Linked DNA regions of Homo sapiens: region 1 is linked to region 2. Evidence: chromatin loops called from intact Hi-C (ENCODE). Cell type or tissue: endothelial cell of umbilical vein. All regions are shown on one strand. Links, peaks and the distances in the headings refer to the core of each region. The heading gives the core; the rest is flanking DNA.

Region 1 (11,992 bases), core at 1,293-9,292, 690 kb before region 2:
CAAGGAACTAGCTGGAGGCATGCTCTTAAATCTACTTACTTGTAGGAAATGGGCCAGACATTTGGGTCTTTTCTTTCTTTAAATCCAGCCAAGAGGAGAAAACTGACAACATCGAACTTTATCTGAGCTCTGTGCTTCTGGAAAGCAGGTATAGTCCAGAAATTCCACCAACCTTTTATTTTCTGAAATCTCCCCACTCTTATTTTCCAGGAAATGGCTTAAGGAAAAGAACTACCTTTCCCCTTATGACATAGATAAGACTCACTGTCCACTCTTTCTCCTGACTTCCCTAAGACCCATGAAGACTCCCTTGTTTACCTGAGCCTTGGACAAATACAGACCTTTCCTCTTTTGCCTGAAGCTGCAGACAAGAACAGACACAGACCTTTCAACTCCTTGTTCTTTGTCTCATGAATGATTTAGCTGAGATTTGAACTGTTTGTCCTTCTGAAACTAGCCAGATAGATAGAGCTAAACATTTGCATTACAGCTATTTGAGACTTCTCCTGATAGCAAAACAATCCCAACTATAAATCATCTTACCTATAACTTTTCTACTCCTCCCTATAAAATTCTGCAGTAAAACTACCCTGCCAAGCTACTTTGATCTCTGGATTTGAGGTGCTCTCCCTATAGTAATAGCTTGAATAAAATCAATCTGCTTACTTGTGCGCACACGTTTGTGTGTGTGTCTTTGACAAAACACAGTCTGGTCCCTATATATGACAAACTGGTGTGGATAGGATAAAAAGTAATATAGTTGCTTAGTAGGATTACAGCTATTTCTGGCATGGAGAAAAGAGACAATGGCTCACTAGAAAAGAATCTCATTAGGGGCTCTAGCTCAGGGATGTTGGAACTTTTTCCAGTAAAACCCTTTTCCAGATCTGCTCCCTCACCTACAACACATTTACCCATGTGTGTGCAGCTGAAAGGAAAGTTTCATAAACTCAGCCTCTCTACAGGTGATATACTCCAATACTTTGCATTCTGTTTTGTTCTTTTTTGCAAGGCTGGTGGCAATTCACCTAAACTACATGTCAATCTCCCAGGCAGAAACCTTCACTAATTGGCCATTGCCTGCAGAATAAAATGAAAATTTCCAAGGCTTTTGAGCATTCTTATTGTTCCAAGTAGAAAATGTCCACCTGTCCACCAATAATCCCCTCCTCCCCCTCTACTTGAATCTTACTTATTCTTCAAATAAGTCATTTTCTCTCTTCTTTAATCAGTCTAACCCAAAATGAACTCCCTCTCTGTGGAACTTTCATAGAGCATTTTAATATTTCACTAATTTGGTGCTTATCTTCATCACCTTGTACTATTGGTTATGTTTATATGAGTAGGAAAATAGACTATAAAATAATGAACTAGAGTTCCATGATTTGTTACCTGACTTGGTTGACCATTCAGCAAGTATACTTTTTTACATGCTGTTTGCAAGAAGGCACTGTAGAGGCATGGGCACAGATGAAAAATTAGCCAATTACCAGTCTTGCCCTTAAAGTTTAGAGTCTCAGAGGAGAGGTAATACAGGTAGGAAAGTACAGGATGGTAATTCCTATTCACATAAAAATACAATTCTTCATCCCTGTGTGAAGCCTTTCCTTGAATGGCTGAAAATAAAATAGCAAACTAACAAAAGCATGTTTTAAAGATAATAAGAAATCACTCTTTGCATGTCATCTAGAATGTAAGCTCCATAATGCAGATTTGGTCTGTTTAACCACTGCTCATCCCAGCACCTAGAACACTATTTGGGAAATAGGTGGTTTTCAGTAACTCATTACTGGATAAATTAATAAATACCTAGAGCTTATTTCTTTAGAGAAGCTCAACATATGAGTTTCACATTTCATGAGCATTATACATCATCTTACTCATTCTATAGCTCTTCCTACCACTTTTTACCTAATAATAGTTCATGTTGCTTTATCTATATTAATAATTTAATCCTAAGATTAGGCCTATGAGGCAGGTATTGTTATAATGCTACACTAAATCTAAAATCCTCAGAAATACTCATTAGGATCTCATGGACTTGTATATGAGCAGAATCACAGGCTGATTTACGCAAAAAGATGATATATGGGCTATTCATAAACCTCCTTCTTGAAAACTCAGTGACATGAAGCACAAATTAATTCAGAATAACACAAATCAATGTAGACAGGCTTTTCATGATGGTCTTCAATGTATATTTGATCAACTTTCTGTAATGTTCAGGTTTGATATATTCATGAATTGAAAACAGATTTTAATGTCTGTCAAACAAAACATGACCAGGATAGGCATGCCCTCAGGGCAGAAGAAATTATATTCTGCATGCCAAAGTCAAATATAAATGGCGTGGTATATTTCCATTTTTTGTGTTACCCAGACCACTGCTTCCTTGTATTTTCTTAAATTATATAGAATCATTTTGCACCTATTTCGTTGTTCTTTAGTTTTTAAATTCACCACTGTGAAGCTGCAGTATCAGTTTAGAAGAGATTAGTATAACAGTCTCTTTATATCTCTAGAGGTAGCACATAGTGACGCGGCAGTAGCTGCTCTTTCCTGCCTGAATCATATTGCTGTCCACCTGCACACTAGGCCCTGTCTTTGAAAGTTGTCTGGTGTAATGACCAGTAGGAAGTGATAAAATGTAAGTGACCCATCAGGGAATTATAAGGATGTTCTGGGAAGGTAATGATCCTTCATCAAAGGTGTGTCCAGCCTCTTGACAAGCAGTAGCTATCCAGCATCCCCATGCCAGACACTCCCTTCCAGAATAGCTGTAACTGCCAGGTGAACAGTCTTGGTGACTTCGTCCATGATGCACAGAGTTTTAGAGAAAGTAAGCCCAAGGCTGGCAGATCCCCAGTCCAGGTTAGAATCGACTTTATAATTTTAGAAAGTCTTAGGTTTTAAAACTTGATGTCTGTTAAGAATTCATTTAGATATTACATATATTGCTGTTGTCCAACTGTGTCAATGTGGCCAAAGGCCCTACAGCACTACAGCACAGAAAGATATCGGTTCATAAAGAAAAATTGCCACTGCTGTGATTCTATATTAATCAGACAGCAATAAGCATGTTTGTTGTTTAAGAAGATCCCTACCGTTTTTTCAAAGCTGGCCTCACAAACCAGAGTCAAAGTCATAAACCTGGCCACATGCAGTGGCTTACGCCTGTGATCCCAGCACTTTGGGAGGCCAAGGCAGGAGGATGGCTTGAGCCCAGAAGTTTGAGATCAGCCTGGGCAACATAGTGAGACCTCATCTCTATTTAAAAATAAATAAATAAATAAACATAAACCTTTCAGCACTCAAGAGTAGTGAGGCAAAATCAAGTAGGGAAGCTACAAATTTGTACCCAGGTAAACAGATTAAAAAAAAAAATTTTATTTTGCAATGCCACCTCATTCTTCTCCAAAATCAACATTAAGCACAAAACAAAAGTTTAATACACACCTCTAATAATATACAAAATGATTTGATAGTACCAGCACACATTTAGGGAGTTATATGTGATGACTCGATGAAAAATTTATTCCCTTGGTACACAATTTGGGTTGTCTGCAAAATAAGAACTGACGATATCTATAGCACAAAAATAATATTTTGAGTGTTCACTGTCTGCCAAGCACTTAACATATTTAAGCCTCCTTTCATCCCTATGACCACATTGTAAAGCAGGGAAGTAATGCTATGTCTACTTTGGAGATAAGGAAAATGAAATTCCCAGAAGCAATGTGCCCAAGGAGAGGAAGAGGCAGGAAGAGCTCGGTGAGCATGATCATGGCTCAGGTTCTCCATCCACATGCCTAAGACAGGGGTGAGTGTGAAGATGGGAACTGACTCAGAATTAACTGTGTGATCATGGGCAAGTTGCCAAGTTAACCCTCATATCTAAATTCAGGTATCCTTGAACAAACATAGACAGATACTGATGATCCGCCATGTTTACTATAACCATAAACTCTTTGTGAATTAAAAATGGCCTCTCAACCTGGAAAAAATGTAAAATAATATTGAGAATGGAATCCACTAAACAGGAAAAAAAAAAAAAACTCCAGCGCATCAGCTACATCTTTTTCAACTGAGGGTTTCTTTAACTACCTTAAAGTTGTGTTTGTAATTAACTAGGTTTGATTGAACATAAATTAAATGTCTTTTGGTCGCAGAGAAGTTCAACATTCGGGTATGTATGCCTAAAACACTGTAGTCTTAGAGAATGTCATGAAGACTGTGTTCATTTCTAATTCTTCAGTAATTAGAGGTGGGTTTACATTTTGGTCACCGCAGCTATTTCCGTAGCGTGTGGCTAAACTATTGGGCATGCTGAGCTAATACTTCACAACATAGTTCTGCGGGTGCCAAAGGCCACAGGCACCAAGGTTTCCAGTTAAATTGTTAGGAAAAAAATGCCAAAATGTCTGGATCCTGAATTGGAAGCTTCTGCTTCTTCTTCGTAAAAGTGAGGAAAGCCCCTATTAGCAAAAGACCAAACTGAGATTAGTGGCCAATCTGTAGACTTTCTATTATTTCACATAGTTTTAAAGTTATTTTTCTGCAAATTTTTGTCATGGAAAAGTCAGCAATTTTTTTTTGCAATTTTTCTGTTATCTCTGAATACAATGACTCTTCTGCCTTTATAAACCAAATTGTCCAAAATTAAGAAGACATGGCCATAAGTGAGACTGAGGTCTTCCTATTTATCTCAACTGAAAGCCACAAACTTGCATGGAATGAGACTGTTCATTATTTACCAGGGCAAATTTCAGGCTTGTTTTAAATGAAATCAAAATATCCTCTCTGCATCAATGTTCCTGACACACATATTTAGGGATATAGAGGAATCAATAAAGTTATGCTTTAAAAGAAGGATTATTAATCTATTTAATATGGATTGTTAGAGGTGGAGACAGCAAATTTTGAGAACAGGCAACAAACTGGTTTTTTGGCATGTCTTAGAAGTAATTGCAGCAGCCAGCCAGTAGACGGCAATGTTTGACAAACACCCGAATCCAAGAAAAATAATTTTGCTCTGTTGTGTCCCGGTGCTGCCTGTGTAAAACTAATTTCACACCAGCCACCATGCTAAACACTGGGAATGCCAAAGCTTTGTCTTTTTCCCCAGTGAACTGTGAGCAATGCATGCAACTCTTCCAGATAATCCCTTAATCATATTTAAAAATAGGAATAGTGGCCGGGCGCGGTGGCTCACACCTATAATCCCAGCACTTTGGGAGGCCAAGGCGGGTGGATCACAAGGTCAGGAGATCAAGACCAGCCTGGCCAACATGGTGAAACCCCGTCTCTACTAAAAATACAAAAAATTAGCCAGGCGTGGTGGCGCATGCCTGTAGTCCCAGCTACTCGGGAGGCTGAGGCAGGAGAACTGCTTGAACTCGGGAGGTGGAGGTTGCAGTGAGCCGAGATTGCGCCACTGCACTCCAGCCTGGGTGACAGAGCGAGACTCCATCTCAAAAAACAAACAAAAAACGAATAGCTTCTTCTCTTTTTCTCAAAATCCATGTAGTAGGCAGGGGCCTAGGCCAGGTGTGTCCTGAAGGCCTTTGTAGATCAATGAATCCTAATACTGGTAAACTGGATTATTTTAAAATAGAAGCTGTAAAAGGATCAGTAGCTCTACAATGAGGAAGAACAGAATGAATGCCTACAAAGGCATTAATAACTGTGTGTATTATCAAACACTGTTTTTATAATACTATTTTTGAAATCTCAGAAAATGTGCATTAAATTCTAAAATTCTAAAAATTAGCCAAAACCAGACAAACCTAAAACCATAATGGGATACTACTACACATCTATTAGAATGACTAAAATTTAAATATATATACTACTTTTTTTAATTTTTATTTTTCTTAAAGACAGTGACTTGCTGTGTCACCCAGGCTAGGTAAAGTGGCACAATCATAGCTCACTGAAGCCTCAAACTCCTGGGCTAAAGCAGTCCTCTTATTTCTGCCTACTAGTAGCTAGGACTAGAGGCACATGCAACCACACCCGGCTATTTTTTAATTTTGGTACAGACAGGGGTCTTGCTATGTTGCCCAGGCAGGTCGCAAACTCCTGGCCTCAAGCAATTGTCCCACCTCCACCTCTCAAAGTGCTGGGATTACAGGTGTGAGCCACCATTCCTGGCCCTACATATACTACATTTACATACACACACACACACACACACACACACACACAATACCAAGTACTGCTGAAGATGAAGAACTACTGGAATTCTCATATGTTGCTGGTGGGAACGCAAAATGGTACAGCCAGTTTGGAAAGCAGTTTGGAATTTCTTACAAAGATAAAACATATGCTTACCAAAGGACCAAACAATCCTACTCCCAGTACTTACCTTCACTCAAGAACATTTACACAAATGTTTATACCATTATTCACAATTGCCAAAAAATGAGAACAGCCCAAATGTCCTTTAGCAGGTAAATGAATAAACAGACTCTAATACATTTATAAACCAGAATATTATTAAGCAATAAAAAAGAAACAAACTATTGATACATGCAACAATATGAATGAATCTCAAATGTGTTTTGCTAAGTTAGTGTTTCTCAACCTCATTATTGTTTTAGGCCAGATCATTCTTTGTTGTAGGGGGCTGTCCTAAGCATAGGAGGACTTTTAGCAGCCTCCTTGCCTCTTCCCACTAGATCCATGTTGCACTTCCCCAACCCACCTCGTTGTGGCAACCGATAATGTCTCCAGAGACTGCCAAATGTCCCCTGGAGAGGCCAAGGTTTTTCCCAGGTGAGACCCACTGTGCCAAGCAAAAAGAGCCAACTTCATAAGATTACATAGTGGATGCTTCCACCTATGTAACATTGTGGAAAAGGCCAAACCGCAGAAACAGAAAACAGCACAGTGGCTGCCAGGCATTAAGGCCAGGAAGAAGATTTGACTACAAAGGAGTAGCACGGGGAATTGCACAAGCCAGAATCTTGTTCCACATCTTGATGATGCGTGATACATTTGTCTGTGCATTTATCAAAACTCATGGGCCTATCTACCTTAAAAAGTGAATTTTGGGCCGGGCATGGTGGCTCACTCCTGTAATCCCAGCACTTTGGGAGGTTGAGGCGGGTGGATCACCTGAGGTCGGGAGTTCGAGACCAGCCTGACCAAAATGGAGAAACCCCATCTCTACCAAAAATACAGAATTAGTCGGGGGTGGTGGCACTTGCCTGTAATCCCAGCTGCTGGGGAGGCTGAGGCAGGAGAATCGCTTGAACCTGGAAGGCAGAGGTTGCAGTGAGCCGAGACCGCGCCATTGCACTCCACCTGGGCAACCAGAGTGAAACTCCGTCTCACAAAAAAAAAAGTGAATTTTACCCTACATACATTTTAAAAATGAATTTTTACAAACCTATAAAACACTACTTTATCTCTTTCTTTTATTTTTTTTTTTTTTTTTTTGAGACGGAGTCTTGCTCTGTGGCCCAGGCTGGAGTGCAGTGGTACGATCTCGGCTCACTGCAAGCTCCGCTTCCCAGGTTCACGCCATTCTCCTGCCTCAGCCTCCCGAGTAGCTGGGACTACAGGCGCCCCCCACCACGCCCGGCTAATTTTCTTGTATTTTTAATAGAGACGGGTTTTCACCGTGTTAGCCAGGATGGTCTCGTGAGCCACTGCGCCCGGCCCCAACACTACTTTGTCTCTTAAGTGATATAAACATCATAGGAGAGATTCCTAAATTTAAAAAGAATGCTACTTAATTCAGCATTGAATAACAAAGTTCTGAATTTTCACATCAAATAAATTAATATAGAAATGATGATAAAATATGTAAACAGTACTGCAAGGTTTAACTAAAGTTCTCTGTCTATGAATAACTGGATATCTGTACATACAGGATAGTTTTTAAAGACTTTATAATAGTTTACTTACAGTAATTATTTCAAAAAACTGAATTTATTGGATCTCTTAAATTAATTTCTAAATAAAAATGGAATTTCCAGGCCAGGTGTGGTGGCTCACACATGTAATCCCAGCACGTTGGGTGGCCGAGGTGGGCGGATCACGAGGTCAGGAGTTCGAGACCAGCCTGGCCGACACAGTGAAACCCCATCTCTACTAAAAATACAAAAATTAGCCAGGCACGTTGGCACACGCTTGTAGTCCCAGCTACTCCGGAACCTGAGGCAGGAGAATTGCTTGAACCCGGGAGGTGGAGGTTGTGGTGAGCCGAGATCAGGCCACTGCACTCCAGCCTGGGCAACATAGCAAGACTCTGTCTCAAAAAAAAAAAAAAAGGAATTTCTGGCCGGGTGCTGTGGCTCACACCTGTAATCCCAGCACTTTGGGAGGCTAAGGAGGGTGAATCACTTGAGGTCAGGAATTCAAGACCAGCCTGGCCAACATGGTGAAACCCCATCTCTACCAAAAACACAAAAATTTGCCAGGCATGGTGGCAGGAGCCTCTAAACCCAGCTTCTCGGGAGGCTGAGGCAGGAGACTCGCTTGAACACAGGAAGCGAAGGTTACAGTGAGCCCCTGTTGAGCCGCTACACTTCAGCCTGGGTGCCAGAGCAAGATTCTGTCTCAAAAAAAGAAAAAAAAAAAAAAAAAGGAATTTCCATTCCATTTCTAAATGGAAATGAAATTTCAGAAAACAGTGTTTTCTTCATGCTTCTTAGAAAAACATGTGATCCATAAACTGGGTGTAATGGATCATGCCTGTAATCCCAGCTACTTAGCAGGCTAAGGTGGGAGGATTACTTGAGGCCAGGAGTTTGAGACCAGCCTGAGCAACACAGCGAGACCACATCCCCCACCTCCATCTCTGAAAAAATAAATACATACACACATAAAAAGAAAAATATGTGATATATCTTGCTAAAATAAAATAATTAATTTTTTGCCTGTACTGACATTTTCACTTCATTTATATGAATTTTCCTGTAACTACTTATACAGAAAAACCTCAGAAAATGTGAAAAAAAGAAGCAGTTTTCTTCATGACATAACATTTTAAAAATTAACTCTCAAAGTACTGCTTTAGTAACTTGGAAATGACAAGAATTCCAGGCATTATTTTCCCTCACCAGAGCATAATAAATTCCCCTGCTTACACATCATTGGCTGGAAGAATGGTGGCCCTAAAAATAAAAATTAAAAGTACAACTAACGATGAAGAAAGTTGGGGGCGAGGGCCCAGCTGGGAGTTGAGACTAATACTGTGGGAGTGGTAACTGCACATCAAGACTTTCTCACCACTCCCCAGGGAGATGTAAAATATATGATTAAGGGGACAAAAGACGTTCCAAGCTTGACTCCCAAGACTGCTCGCCTTTGAGTTATTATAGACTAATGACCGCAGTTTGGCTAGCTCTCTAACTGAACCCTGAAACAAACAGGAGTTTTATTTGTGGTGGGTAAATGTAACTGCTAGACGCCGTTGGTTCTTGATAGTATTATATGTCACGTTTTGGATAACGTATTTTTCCTAATACAGAAAAAGTCATTTGATGAGTATAAGAAAACTTTCTAAAAAGATGGCAGAACAACCACAAACAGGTAGAATCAGATAGTATATAATGAATTTTGTATGAAAGGAAATTCAGCACTAAGCCAGTAAATTGAAGAATATGGTTTGTTGATTCCTGTTGAAGGGACTACAAAGATGCTGGGAGAAATAAGACTTACTAACAGTTTGCTTCCTACAGTGCTGAAATGGAAATAAGAAAGGCCTAGGTTTGGGAATCCTGGGTCCTACTTATGAGCCTGAGAATCACAAGAATCAATACAGAATCATCTCAAGGAGTTGTGCCATAGCTGGGCTCATTGGACTAATTATATAAATAGGATGCTTTTGGAGTGCTGTGTTTGGAAAAGAAGAAATTAGTAGCCATACACAAAATCAAATGATCTTTGCTATCATCAGCCGCTCCCCAAGGTTTTGTTTGTTTATTTGTTTGGGTTTTTTTTTTTAATTCCGTGAGTTGTAAAAATAATCTTGTAAAGCCGGGCGCGGTGGCTCACGCCTGTAATCCCAGCACTTTGGGAGGCCGAGGCGGGCGGATTGCCTGAGCTCAGGAGTTCGAAACCAGCTTGGGCAACGTGGCAAAACCTTGTCTCTACTAAAAATACAAAAAAGTTAGCCGGGTGTGGTGGCATGCACCTGTAATCCCAGCTACTCAGGAGGCTGAGGCAGGAGAATCACTTGAACCCAGGAGGCGGAGGTTGCGGTAAGCAGAGATCATGTCACTGCACTCCAGCCTGGCGACAGAGCAAGACTATCTCAAAAAAATAAATAAATAAAAAATAAAAAAAAAATCTTGTAACATTTACTAAAAGAAGAATGATTTCTTCATGACAAGAGCAATTAAAAACACTCCAAAATGGGTTTCTTTAACTATTTTTTTGCTTGTTTGTTTACACTTTGTTTTTCAAAATTTTATTAACTAACTCCAAAGTTCAAAGTCCATCATCAAACATTAGTAAGATTCAATCTCCTGCTCTATATAATGGAGATAACAACACGTATCAAGGTTTTTGTGAGAATCAAATGGTATGGAAACTATAAAATAGTAACCATATTTAAGGAATTATTTATGTAGGTACCAAATATATTTTCTTTGTTATTGAAATGAATTTGAGATACAGATCCAATGTTCAGCTATGCAATGCATATATTTACATAATCTTTAAACTTATTGTGTGTGTGTGTGTATATATATATATATATCTTTAACCTTAATCTTATTCAGTGTTCAGCTATGCAATGCATATATTTACATAATCTTTAAGCTTCTTGTGTGTGTATGCACATATATATATATATACACATATATACATATATCTTTAACAAAAGGAAACCTATTTTTTGAGAATTTTTAAGAATCAGTTTCTTATAATGGAAGAAGTAGAATATCATTTGGAATAGGTTATTAAATGTCATGGCTACAAATAGCCCAGATCCTCGGAGCTCCCTAAATCCCATCCCAAACTTCAATTTGTAGCTAGTAAAAATCACATATTATGAGGGATGGTGGTTGTCCCTAAAGACCACATAAACTATGGTTTCCTATAGGAAATGACCAAGACTTCCAGCACTTTTAAGAAAGCATGTAAAATAAACCATTATCAAATTTAAATCTAAATATTATAACCCTAAGGAAAAATCAACTTCACAGATTTTAAAAAAATAATAAAACTTATTTTTGTGACACAATTTCCCAGGAACTTAATCTTGGTTGAAGGATGTTTGCTAAGGATGGATGTTTGTTATACTATTTGCTCAGTAAAACAATTCCCACCAGCCAGCAGTTACAGCCTTTGTGGCTCCAGTTTTATGTAACAAGTTATATTTAAACTACCCTAGCAGCTACTGAAAATGCCATTCAGGAGCTACCTGAAAGCTGTTCCCAGGGCCTAGTCTGTGTTCCAGGTGAAAGAGTACATCAAAGACATCTTTCCAGAAATGATGATAACTACATTTCCTTAGGGATAGTTAAAATTCTGCTATGGATAATCTGAATTATTGCCAGAAACCCTAGGATTTATGGATAACAAAAATAAAAAAAAGAGAGATTAATATTTGCTCACTTTTGAAAACATATTTTAGCTTTTATGTATATTTTGTGCTAGAATTCTAGTGCTCTTTTCTACCATTATTGAGTCAGAAACTAGTTATCCAGAAAATTTATTCACACTTCAGCTACTAAAATCCCTCTTTTTTGTGTGCCTAAATGCCTAAATGCTAGTGGCAAGGCTTTATAGGTATAGATCCAAGCCAATGAAGCCGGATTAAATTTTCCCTTATCCCAAAGGACGTTGTCACTGCCTTGTTTGAACATTTGGACACTTTACATTGGGTCAAAAGGCTTACAGCCTGCTTGATTTCATCCAGATGGACCATTTTAAACATAAATGGGTAGGTATAGGATGCAAAAACATTTAATTAAAAAATTGTTTGAGCTTAGATAAGCACACATAAACCAATAGGAATCATAGCTCAAACTTT
Region 2 (11,992 bases), core at 1,652-9,651:
TGACTCAGAGAGGGCCATTCAAAATCTAAAGTCTTCAATTTTATTGCTATTTCTGTATTAAGGATTCTGAAGGCAAAATTTCTTCAGAATCTGTTGTTTAGACTTTACAACAAAAATAGCTTTGGGGAGCTGCTTGCCTGGAGAGGTTTTGTGGTGACTATGGAAATTAATCTTCTTGATGGGAAATCAGCTGTTCACCATACTGCTGCCTTCATTCCCAAAGAAGAGTTTCCATTCCTACCTGGAATGGCTAGAGCCTGTTGGCTAGAGCAATGAGCCATTGAGGCCTCCTGATATTCCACCCGGGTGCAGCCTCCTTGAAGCTGCCTCAAGCCCCCTTCAGTTACTCCTTTATTCCCTTCACTGCTCCAGAAGGGTTTTCAAGCATCTGCAGCTGCACCTCTGTCTCAAGGGCAAGCTCTACTGTCAGCCACGCTGCTGCAAGGATGGGATTGAAAAGCAAGACCATTCATTTACTCTTTCATTCACAAATTTATTGAACTGATATTTAAGCTTAGAATTTATTCTTATCGTATTCTTACAAGAATGCAAATCCCTACTATGTTCCAGACTCTATGTGGGGGCACAGGTGACACACTGGTGAGCTAAAATAGATCCCATCCCAGGACTAATAGACCTTACAGTCTGGGTGACAGAGGAGTTAATCAAATAACTACATTGATGAATGTATATTTTCAAACTGAGGTGTTAAAAATAACAAACCCAGCCTGGGCAACATGACAAAACCTCATCTCTACAAAAAAATTAGTTGGGCATGGTGGTGCACACCCATAGTCCTAGCTACTCAGAAGGCTGATGTGGGAGGATCACCTGAGCCCGGGAGGTCGAGGCTGCAGTGAGCCATGATTGTGCCACTGCACTCTAGCCTGGGTGACAGAGTGAGCCTCTGCCTCAAAAAAAAAAAAAAAAAAAAAGAAAGAAAGAAAAGAAAAGAAAAATAACAAAGGAACTGTGGACTTAGACTAAAGCTACTCCAAGGAAGCTGTATTTAGCCATACTTAGAAGGCTGTGCGGATAAAATATGTGAATATGTGAAGCAGAGAGCATTATAGGGACGAGCCTCGTGGCTGAAAGAAGGATGGCTGAAACACAGGAGGGAAAGGCTGGTGCCTTGAGAGGCACCACGCCAAACCACATGGAGGTTCAAGATCTCGTAGAGAATTTTGGTCTTTATCATGAAAGCAAAGGGGAAGTTACTGATGGGTTCTTTGGTGGAGGTGACCTGAGGAGGGTTGCGTTTTAAAAAGAAAGCTTTGGCCTTGGGAGGGAAAAGAGCTGGAGAGAGGCCAGAGGGGTGGGAGGAATATCCCAGTTTGGAACCTTGAAGCAGTTTAGTTACATATCCAACATTCCTTCACCGTTGCCTCACTCCTGAACATTGTCCATTGCATGTCTGAGTCTTCTTCCAGACTCTACATTCCTTCAGTTTAGGAATGCTGACATATTTGCTTTTGGATCCCATGTAGTGTCTGACCCTGGGATTTGCATGTATGTCCAACAAATGCTGTATTTAAACAATGTGGCTGTTCCGCATCTCACAAGTCATGTTAGTTGGCTTAAAGGAGCATAGCTCTTCTGTATTCTAGTGATAACATTATATAGTGATCTAAGTTATTCCTGAGGACAGAAGGAGTTAGAGATACACTTGCCTTTTCTTTTGCTATCATATGTGCCTTGCATTTTATTTCCGTACATTAGTATCTTCAATATAATGACCTTTGTTGTCCTGTCTTCATGTCAACCTAAAGCATTGTTATTGTCATTAGTGTTACTACCGCCTCACAAATACATAGATATATTGGGGGAGATTTTTCCTGAGAGAAATCTGCAGATTTGAAGAGAAACCATGTCATACATTTTCTGAGTCTGAAAATCAGGAGTTGCAAACATAAATGAGTAAAGCAGCAGTAGGGAATGGCGCAGCCTGTGGCAGAACTAGGGGGAGCATGCTCTATCCCAAAGCATTCACATTCGAACACAAAATATACTGTGCTAGCTAAACCAGACATCTGGGGGCAAGTGTGGCTTAGTGACTATGGGTTTGTTGTTTCTTCTTTAATTGATTAAAAAAAGATTTAAACACAGAGAAGTTATAAAAATTTTCAGTGTAATTAGGGGTTGTGGGCCAAGCTTTATTGAGTGACATGAAGCTTCAAAGTTGTTTTGGGGAAGGGAGCAGGACCAAAATGCCTTCTTAGTGCAACTTTTTCAAAAAAACTTGTGAAGCCAGCTTCTAATATTCCCCTGGCTACTTGCTCTCTCTCTCTAATGGGCTGCAGCAGTTTCTCCTGTGCCTCAATCAAATGAATACATCACATAAATGAGGGTATAAACTGCATGAGTTTACAGAAAGGAAGAAGGTTATTATTACCTTTGAAATCAGAAGCCAAGAAAACATCTCTTCTCACACCTCCTCATCTCTTCTCTTACTTTCTGGGCAAGTCCCTAGGGGTAATTTTATTAGAGACTCTCCCTCAAAGTAAAAACTGAGGGGGGTATAAATAGCCCCGATCCTGCTCCCACCTGATCCTTAGATTAAGATTAGCATAAGCTCAGGCTGAGAGGTCACCACAAGGTCATAGTTTTCTGGGGTGAATAGTCACTTAATTCAGAAACTCAGGAATCTCATGCAAAGAATGCTTAGTTAACATATTTCCAGGAGAAAAATAATTCTAATTTGCTTTCTTATACCAAGAACCAGCAGTCTTAGTGATTTTGTAAATGCAGAAATTGGGCCCGTGGGATGGATGAAGCAGAAACGAGCAGAACAACAGGATTAATTGAGATCACTTTGCTGCTACGTTCTGCAATTTCATTACTACTCCTAAAACGCAATGGAGAGTCTCACAAACAGGCAACAGTGACTTTTGTTAGTATTCTGAGCCCTTCAGCAAAGTATATCCTCTTTGGGCTGATTTATACCATAAGGATAATAAAAATACATGCCTTACACATTTTAGTGGGCTGTTGTGAAGAGAAAATTAGATTATGTATGGCAAGGAACTTCACAATGACAAGATAATGTCATGTAATAATAATATTAAAGAAAATTATAGGAAACATATAGCACTTGCTATTTGTCAGGCACTGTTCTAAGCATTTACATTCATTATTTTATTTAGTTCTTATAATAACCTTCCGTATGGGCTAGAATCTATTGTTATCTCTAATTTTTAGATGGAAAAACAGAGCCACAGAGAACTGAAGTAACTTGCCCAAGCCTAGACAGTAAGAATTGGTGCTAGGATTTGAATCCATGCAGTCTGGCCCCTCTCAATCACTATGATTTAGGAATAAAAACAAAAAAACAAAAACATAGACGTTTAAGTAAACCAGAAGACTAGCATTTGAATCCTGGCTTCCCAGGCCATGTAACTATGGAGACAGTCTTCTTAAGCAGTCTGAATTTCAGTTTGTTTATCTGCAAAATGAAGTTGGATAATAATACTTATTTTTAGATGTTTGGTCAGGATTAAATAAGAAAACATGCAAAGCACAGTGTTTAATAGGAGGCACGTAGTGTGTTATTATTATTAGTTATTGTGGGTGAGATGGTATATTAGTCTTGTCAGACTGCCATAGCAAAATATCCACAGACTGGCTGGCTTAAACAACAGAAATTAATTTTCTCACAGGCCTGGAGGCTAGAAGTTCAAGATCAAGGTGGCAGCAGGGGTGGTTTCTGGTGAGGCCTCTCCTCCTGGCTGCCGCCTTCTCACTGTGCTCTCACATGGTCTTTCCTCTGTGCAGAGGAGAGAAAGAGGGCTCTGGTGTCTCTTCCTCTTTTTATAAAGATGACAGTCCTATTGGATCAGAGCTCCACACTTATAACTTAATTTAACCCTAATTACCTCCTTAATACAGTCACATTGGATGTTAGACCTTCAACATACTAATTTTGGGTGAATACAGTTCAGTCCATAACAGGTGGGTAGCTGGGAGGCGAGGAATAGAAGGATAGAAGGGGTATTTTAATGTCTACGGTAGATTTTTTTTTAAGGCATCGCTGCTGGAGGAAAAAACCCATCAGATATTCATAATACATTTGTAGGTATACAATATATTTGGCTCTGTATGTCATAGAAAACATCTCCATGCTATCTATTAATCTTTTAGGTGAGCCTGAATTTAAATACATTGGGAATATGCATGGGAATGAGGCTGTTGGACGAGAACTGCTCATTTTCTTGGCCCAGTACCTATGCAACGAATACCAGAAGGGGAACGAGACAATTGTCAACCTGATCCACAGTACCCGCATTCACATCATGCCTTCCCTGAACCCAGATGGCTTTGAGAAGGCAGCGTCTCAGGTGAGTGCCAGGCAGCTCAGATCAGGCGTGCTTTCTTCATTTTCTGTATGTTTGTACATACATGTTTATCTAAAAATTATGCCCTCGCACAAAGCTTACAGATGGTGCAGTGGAGGGCATAAGTGATGCATTCATTATTCAACTCACCAGTAAGAAAATAGTTTAGAATGAAAGGGATTATGGGTGAGTTTTTCCAGTGAAGACTGCAAATCAGAAATTGTGTTAAGAAGTTAATGTTCTAATAGTGTTCTGTTTTATGTTTTTCAATAAATTATTCATCCATTTTTGTGACTAGGTAAGTTTTGTTTTAAAAATCTACAAATATAAAAAATATCTACTGCCTTTTGTTGAAGAGTAACGCCATGGGTGTATGTGGATGAGCCAGTGTCACAGCGCCCTCTACTGAATTTAAGGAAGAAATACTTTTGGCCGGAATAATGTTTTACTGATGTTTACTTGGTTTTTACATACGCTGAGTAAAGTTAAAAAACAAGCGAAAACCCTACCTCTTAACTAAAAATAATTTAATATATCTTCGCTGTTAGATGAACTGGAAAGTAATGCCTTTTTAAGAGAAGATATATGGTGTGTGTTCCTATTTTATTGGACGGGGCGGGGGACATTATATTTGCTGTTTTCTACAGTTTAAAATAATTTTCTTAGTCTATGGGAACATGGGAACACATTCAAGTTAATATTTAGCATGTTTATCTACAGCTAAAAAATCCAATGACATAGTTTGACATTGTAAGAAACCCAGCCAATTTCTGTAAATAAATATAAAATTGATACGATTTCTAAAGTTATGAGAGAAAAATTCTAGTAATATATAAAATTAAATTATTTAATATTTTAAGGTAATATTCAGAATTTTTAGACACATGGGCAACAGATTATCATTGCTGTTTTCTGTCTTATAGATTTTTATCCCTCACAGTCTAAGGTATCTAAACTTCCATGACTTAAAATATGTGGGAAATATATCTATATCATGTGATATAATTTAACAGTAAAACAAGAAAATTCACATTATAAAATGAAACAAATATACCGAAAATTTATTAGTTTTCCAGATTGTACCATTAGTTAAATGAAGAGTTTAAACGGGAGAGAAATTCCTCAAATCATAAAGCCCTAGAACTTTTGTTCTAGGTTCATATTTTTTCATGAAGACTATAAGAGGGAGACATGTTATTAGTCTATAACGCATGTTAAATTCATTTTAAGCTTCTAATCTTTAGTTATTCTTCTAAATATTTAAAAAATAGGTTGCTGTGATTTACAGAGGCAATGAATATTTTACTTAAATCTAATTATAGAATGATATGCTTTGAAATAGGTCATTTATAACTAGTGAATATATATTGTGAAATTTGATAAATATCTCTTTATATTATTAACATTTAAAATATTATTCATCGAACATATTTTCAAAATACTTATGACAAGTACAGTGATGCATCTCTTAATAATGGGGAAGCATTCTGAGAAATGCAATGTTGGGTGATTTTGTCATTTTGTGAACATTCTAGAGTGCACCTACATAAACCTGCATGGTGTAGCCTACTACACACCTAGGCTATGTGATATAGCCCATGGTTCCTAGGCTACAAGTCTGTACAGCATGTTACTGTACTGAATACTGTAGGCAACTGCAACACACTAGTAACTATTTGTGTATCTAAACATAGAAAAGGTACAGTGAAAATACAGCATAAAAGATAAAAACAGTACCTTTGGACAGGGCTTTTACCATGAATGGAGCCAGAAGTTGCTCTGGGTGAGTCAATGAGTGAGTGGTGAGTGAATGTGAAGGCCTAGGACATTACTGTACACTACTATAGAATTTATAAACACTGTACACTCAGGTTACACTAAATTTATAAAAACTATTTTTCTTCCTGCAGTAATAAATTAAACTTACCTTACTGTAACTTTCTTTTTTTTTTGAGATGGAGTCTCACTCTGTCACCAGGATGGAGTGCAATGGCATGATCTCGGCTCACTGCACACTCCGACTCCCTGGTTCAAGCTATTTTCCTGCCTCAGCCTCCCAAGTAGCTGGGATTACAGGCACGTGCCATCATGCCCAGCTAATTTTTTATATTTTTATTAGAGACGGGGTTTCATCATGTTGGCCAGGATGGTCTTGATCTCCTGACCTCATGATCCACCCACCTTGGCCTCTCAAAGTGCTGGGATTACAGGCGTGAGCCACTGCACCTGGCCACCTTACTGTAACTTTTTTACTTTATAAACTTTTAAACTTTAAAAACCTTTTGGACTCTTTGTAATAACACTTAGATTGAAACACACAACACATTGTACAGCTGTCCAAAAATCTTTTCTGTCTTTATATCTTTATTCTACAAGCTTTTTTCTATTTTTAAAACTTTTTTAAAGCATTTTAATGGTTTCTTAGTTTTTCAAATGTTTTGTTAAATATAAGACACAGGCTGTGTGCAGCAGCTTATATCTATAATCCCAGTGCTTTGGGAGGCCCAGAGGAGAAGATTGCTTAAGGCCAGGAGTTTGAGACCAGCCTGAGCAACATAGCGAGACCCTGTCTTTACCAAAAATAAAAAACTTAGCCTAGCATGATTGTGCACATGTGTAGTCCCAGTGCTTTGGGAGGCCAAGGAGGGAGGATCACTTGAACCCAGGAGTTTGAGGTTACAGTTAGCTGTGATTATGCCACTGCACCCAAGCCTGGGCAACAGAGTGAGACCCTGTCTCTTAGAAAAAAGAAAAAGAAACTAAGACACAAACACACATATCGGCCTAGGCCTACACAGGGTCAGGATCATCAAAATGTCACTAGGCAATAGGAATTTTTCACCTCCATTATAGTCTTATGGGATCACTGCTGTATAGTCTGTCAGTCGTGGTAAGAAATGTCATTATGCGGCCCATCACAGTACTTTAAATCTGATACCTTCATGTTTATATAAGTAAAGTAGTGAAAATGCTGACATGGGAGGGCATTGTTGAAGTAAATAATCTTAATAGTTATTTTAAAGAGCATTGATAGGGACCTTAAATAGAAAGTGACATAATAATAAGCAACTAATGATTTTTCTCTTTGACTTTTTTTTTTTTAGCCTGGTGAACTCAAGGACTGGTTTGTGGGTCGAAGCAATGCCCAGGGAATAGATCTGAACCGGAACTTTCCAGACCTGGATAGGATAGTGTACGTGAATGAGAAAGAAGGTGGTCCAAATAATCATCTGTTGAAAAATATGAAGAAAATTGTGGATCAAAACACAAAGGTAGTGACCACGGGATAGTCTTCTTGGGTTCGTCTCTAGCCTAAGGAAATATGTTCCAATATCTTCATCATCATGAAGGACAGAGGAGTAACATCACAGCTTGTATGGGGTGGTTAACTGTGGCTTTAAGTCAAGGCTGGAAGGGCTGGTGCCATGAAATTTGTCCTGGCCCCTAGAATTGGGCCGTAGGTGGAGAGGAGTTGGAGGTGCAGATATAGGGAGGAACCCAGTTGTAGGTTTCTTAGAAAATCACCATGGCCTTCTCAGAGACCCTTTATTAGCTCATTTGATCAGCTCCTCCTGCCATATTACCCTGTTGCTCCTTTTCTCTTTTCCAGAACTTTCTCCTCCCTTGCTTTACAAAACTCTACTTTCTCCTACCTCTTCTACTGTCTTTCAAATCACTACTCAGTTTTTTTCCCTGTTTCTTCTACCTGGGCATAAATGCTGGCCATTTTCAGGGTCTCATCTGATACCGTTATTTGCTTCCCTGGGCTTCCCTCCTTACCTGTACTTTCAGTGTTGTCTGTTACACAAGGTCTCCCAGATCCGTGCCTCTAACTCCAGACCTTCCACAGAGATTTATGTCTCTGTTTTACTAGCTAACTTGGGTTCCTTTAACTGGTGGAACTTGATATCTCAAGCTCAGGTTGTCCAGAAACAAATATTTTCCCTTAGAACCACTATTCTTTCATTTATCCCAATCATCAAAGCTTTTGATTTTTCCATCTCTGTCACCGCTCACCAGTTACCACCTCTCAGCGATTTGATCTCTCTGACACCTCTTCCATTTCCCTTCTTCTGCAAACTCATTCCCCTGCCTCAGCTGAGATCCCCACGGTCTCCTGCTGTAACTGGCACAGTGGCCTCCTACTTGTGTTTCATGTCCAGCCTCTCCCAACTCTATTCTATCTTCTCAAATTCTCAATCTTCCAGAGTGACCTCACACACAAATTATTGCTCTTTTGCTTAAAAAACCTTAGCAGCTCTCCACTGCCCAGAAGATAAAGTGAAAACTTAATGTGATGGTTAAGTATGGAGACTCTAGAGGTAACCACCTTGGTGTAAATCATGGCTTCATACTTGCTGTGTGAACTTTGTAAAGTTATTTGACCTCTCTGTGCTTCAGGTTCTTCATCTGTAATATGGAAGTGATAATATCTACCTCATAGGATAAGGATTGAATGAGTTAATACATATAAAGTACTTGAAGCCAGGACCTGGAACTTTTATTACCATTTCAGTGTAATTTTTTGGTACTCTCTGTTATGTAGCTCAGGGCTAGGTGGACACATTTACATATCCACTAAACATTTGGTGCATCTTTGAACCAATATTGTCATCAGTCACTTGGAGGACAAATTGAGCCCATCTTGGAGGAAAGGTGAAGAACTGCTGTCAGCAGCCCTCTATTCCTTCTCTATTGTTCTGGGTATTTCTGCTTTCATATGTCCCCTACATGTAGTGTCTTTCCTAAGTGAGAGCTCGCAAAGTACCATTTCTCCATTTCATTCTAGTTGCTGGGTCATTCCAGCAGCTCTTGGCCCCTGGAAGCTGCCGGCTGGTTTATTCCTTAAGCTGGCTTCGATACCCTATAGACTCAACTCATACCAACTCTTTTGTGCTCCTAAACATACCATTTTCTAACAATTTTATGTCTTCAGATGAGTTGCTGCTCCAACTGTCTAGAATTCTCTTGTCTTTCCTTCCATGCCACTCCCTCTGTGAAGTCATCCTCTACTCTTCAAGACAGATTCTTTTTTCACATGTTCTTCATCTATACTTCCAGTATGGGCTTACTGTTACATCCAGCTTTATGTATGTTATTTGTTTATACACCTGTTTTCCCCTTTGATTCTAGAATTTGATCACTTGATTGTAAGAATTACGATTAATATTTGATTATGACAGGCAGTAGGCTGAGGGCCTGTTATGAATAAACACAATCCAGCTCAGCAAACAAATCACAATATCTGAAAAAGAGGGCCACTGCAAGTAAGCAGACAGGAATCCAGACAAGTGTTCATCATGGGGTTGGGATGCTGGATGAAGGATCCAGGAGACAGGGAGCCTTAGATTATTGGTTTAAACTTTTAAAAACTCTCCTGCCTATATATGGGATTCATTGCAGAAACATGGGCTGAGCCTACAGGTGGGGGCTGGTCTTCTTAGTGGTGGCAAATCCATACAGGTCTTCAGCAACCTCAATTCTTGCCTCCTCAGAAGAATTCGACCAAGAGGCATAAGGCAGAGTGAGAGACTAAAGCAAGTTTTAGAGCAGGAGTGAAAGTTTATTAAAAAGTTTAGAGCATGAATGAAAGGAGGTAAAGTACACTTGGAAGAGGGCCAAGCAGGCAACTTGAGAGATCAAGTGCACTGTTTGACCTTTGACTTGGGGTTTTCTATGTTGGCATGCTTACAAGGGAGCAGGAGGTTGTGTGTCTTTTCCCCTGATTCTTCCCTTGGGGTGGGCTGTCCACATGCACAGTAGCCTCCTAGCACTTGGTAGGCACTGTATTCACAGTGTGTTTATCGAAGTTGTATGCATGCTCTCTTGAGTTGTTCTTCCCTTACCAGTTGAGTGTTCCTACTAAGTCACATACCAGTTAATCCGTGCCATTTTGCCTCTTAGTATGCTTAAGCCCACTTGCCCAACTCCTGCCGTCTTATCAGGAAGCCGATCACCAGTTTTAGGCTTTTCTGTCTGTTGAGGGACTGCCTTTCCCTGGCACTTGCTGCAACCAATTATTATGTTACAGAGGCAGTTTAACAACCGCTTGACCATCACCTGATGGTTGCCTGACATTCCTGGTGGTTGGAGGGCCCTCTCTTGTCCTGCTCATGTCTGACTACCTACCTACCATAACATTTCCCCCCTCAAGAATCCAAGACCTCAATTCTTTGGGAAAAATGGATAAAGGTCAGTCTTCTGTAACTGCTTCCTACTGATAGAGGGGTGGTGGTGGTTGTTTTGTGGGTCTTCACCTCTTGCTAGCTGTCAGGGTAGGATGGCTCCATGGGTTGGTAAAAACAGTATCCAGCCAGGCTGGAGGGAGAAAGGGGTGGAATTAAGCCTCTGTCATGTCTTGTTGATGGGAAGTCTAGGGGTCCTCTGTAGAAGGGTGACTCTTGAATACTGACATGATGGTGTCTCTCACTGAGGATCATCTGGAGCTTGATGGCCTGAAGGCAAGAGGAGACGAATTAGTTTATTAGATTTAGAAGAATGTCAAAATGAAATAAGGGAGTGAGGACAACTCCAAAAAATCCTGACGCTGCCAACACACTCAGGTAACTGGTGGCTATTTTCGTGCCTGCTAAGACTTGTGTGGATGGGGTTACAAGCCAATTCCAATGTGTTCCCAGAATTAGAATATTGATCCAGATTTTTACATTACCCATTCCTCTTGTTTCTTCTGAGCTGTGGCCAGAGATCACTGGTTGGTTCACAGGAATAAACAGGGTTAGTCTAAATTGCAGACAAAAACTCAAAAACAACTGCTGAGAATAGAATCTAATACCAAGTTATTAGATTATAGTCTGTTATGTTCTTGAAACATAACTTTTCTCTCTCCAGTCCTCATTTTTATTAAAAACAAATCATGATAGGACTGATTTGTTTGCAAAATAAGCATTAGTCCTATCATACTTGGCCTGGTTATTTGCATAAAGCACAGCAAGAATAATTATTTGCCATATAGGCTCCTTTTTAAATTGGCTTTGATGAAACTTCATTCCATAAGGTATTTCAGATAAGACGTTTTAAATGCCTTGAGCCCAGCCATGGGTTTCTGCCATCAAATACCTGTATGAATTGGGTAAATTCCTCTCCTCTTGAGGTCCTAAATAACCTGGGGCTCCTAGGCCTGTCAGAAAGTGACATTCTTTACTCCCCATGGATCAGGAACCCTGTACAGGGACTGTGTAGACAAGGTATGAGACCAGTTTTCCCAAGGGGTTTTTATTGGCTCTATAAGTCAAATTTGATTCCTTAAAGGAGAGCATGCCATTCCAGTCAAACCCTTGGTAAAATAACCAGTTTCTCCAATTGTGCCTTGTTGCAAAAGAAAACAGATTACTATTGCACTTATGCAAATAACTGTATTGCCATTAGTTAAGAATACCCACAAATAGTTTCCAAATTCTGGAGAAATCAGGTAGAGAGAAATATGCTCCAAATTTTGTTTACAGGAGTACTTATTTTTAAAAGCTGTAAATAGCTCAAAAGAAAGTTTTCTTGACTTTGAAAAACAAAGGATCAGCAATGTTTTAAGCAAAAAGTCATAAAAGGATTATTTTAGTCTTCTTTTAGTTCAGTCCATGCAGTTAACTCCTGTTCTGCCTGGTATTTGTGAACATTTCAGCTCTCCATGAGAGTCCTGAAAGTTC

What was found. A loop is a pair of places that touch in the nucleus more often than their neighbours do. Peaks named below come from ENCODE experiments on the same cell type or tissue, not always from the same donor. Only the 100,000 strongest peaks of a DNase experiment are listed, where the experiment ranks them.
Region 1: a loop joins it to region 2, with 23 times the contacts of the local background. A loop is called at or near these places in 6 of 110 quality-filtered maps.

What each region holds. Positions count from the first base shown.
Region 1 is chr4:164,774,954-164,786,945 of GRCh38, forward strand. All of the region lies in intron 2 of SMIM31 (small integral membrane protein 31), which reads left to right. Among named protein-coding and RNA genes, the nearest start is that of SMIM31, 27 kb to the left of the region's middle. In endothelial cell of umbilical vein, for the core only: a CTCF peak has its summit at 4,959 (motif pointing right); no DNase peak of the experiment used is centred there.
Region 2 is chr4:165,460,253-165,472,244 of GRCh38, forward strand. It overlaps CPE (carboxypeptidase E), which reads left to right. Exons shown (of 9, transcript NM_001873.4): 2 at 4,138-4,334; 3 at 7,436-7,603. Among named protein-coding and RNA genes, the nearest start is that of MIR578, 80 kb to the left of the region's middle. In endothelial cell of umbilical vein, for the core only: a CTCF peak has its summit at 4,731 (motif pointing left); a DNase peak (open chromatin) is centred at 4,729.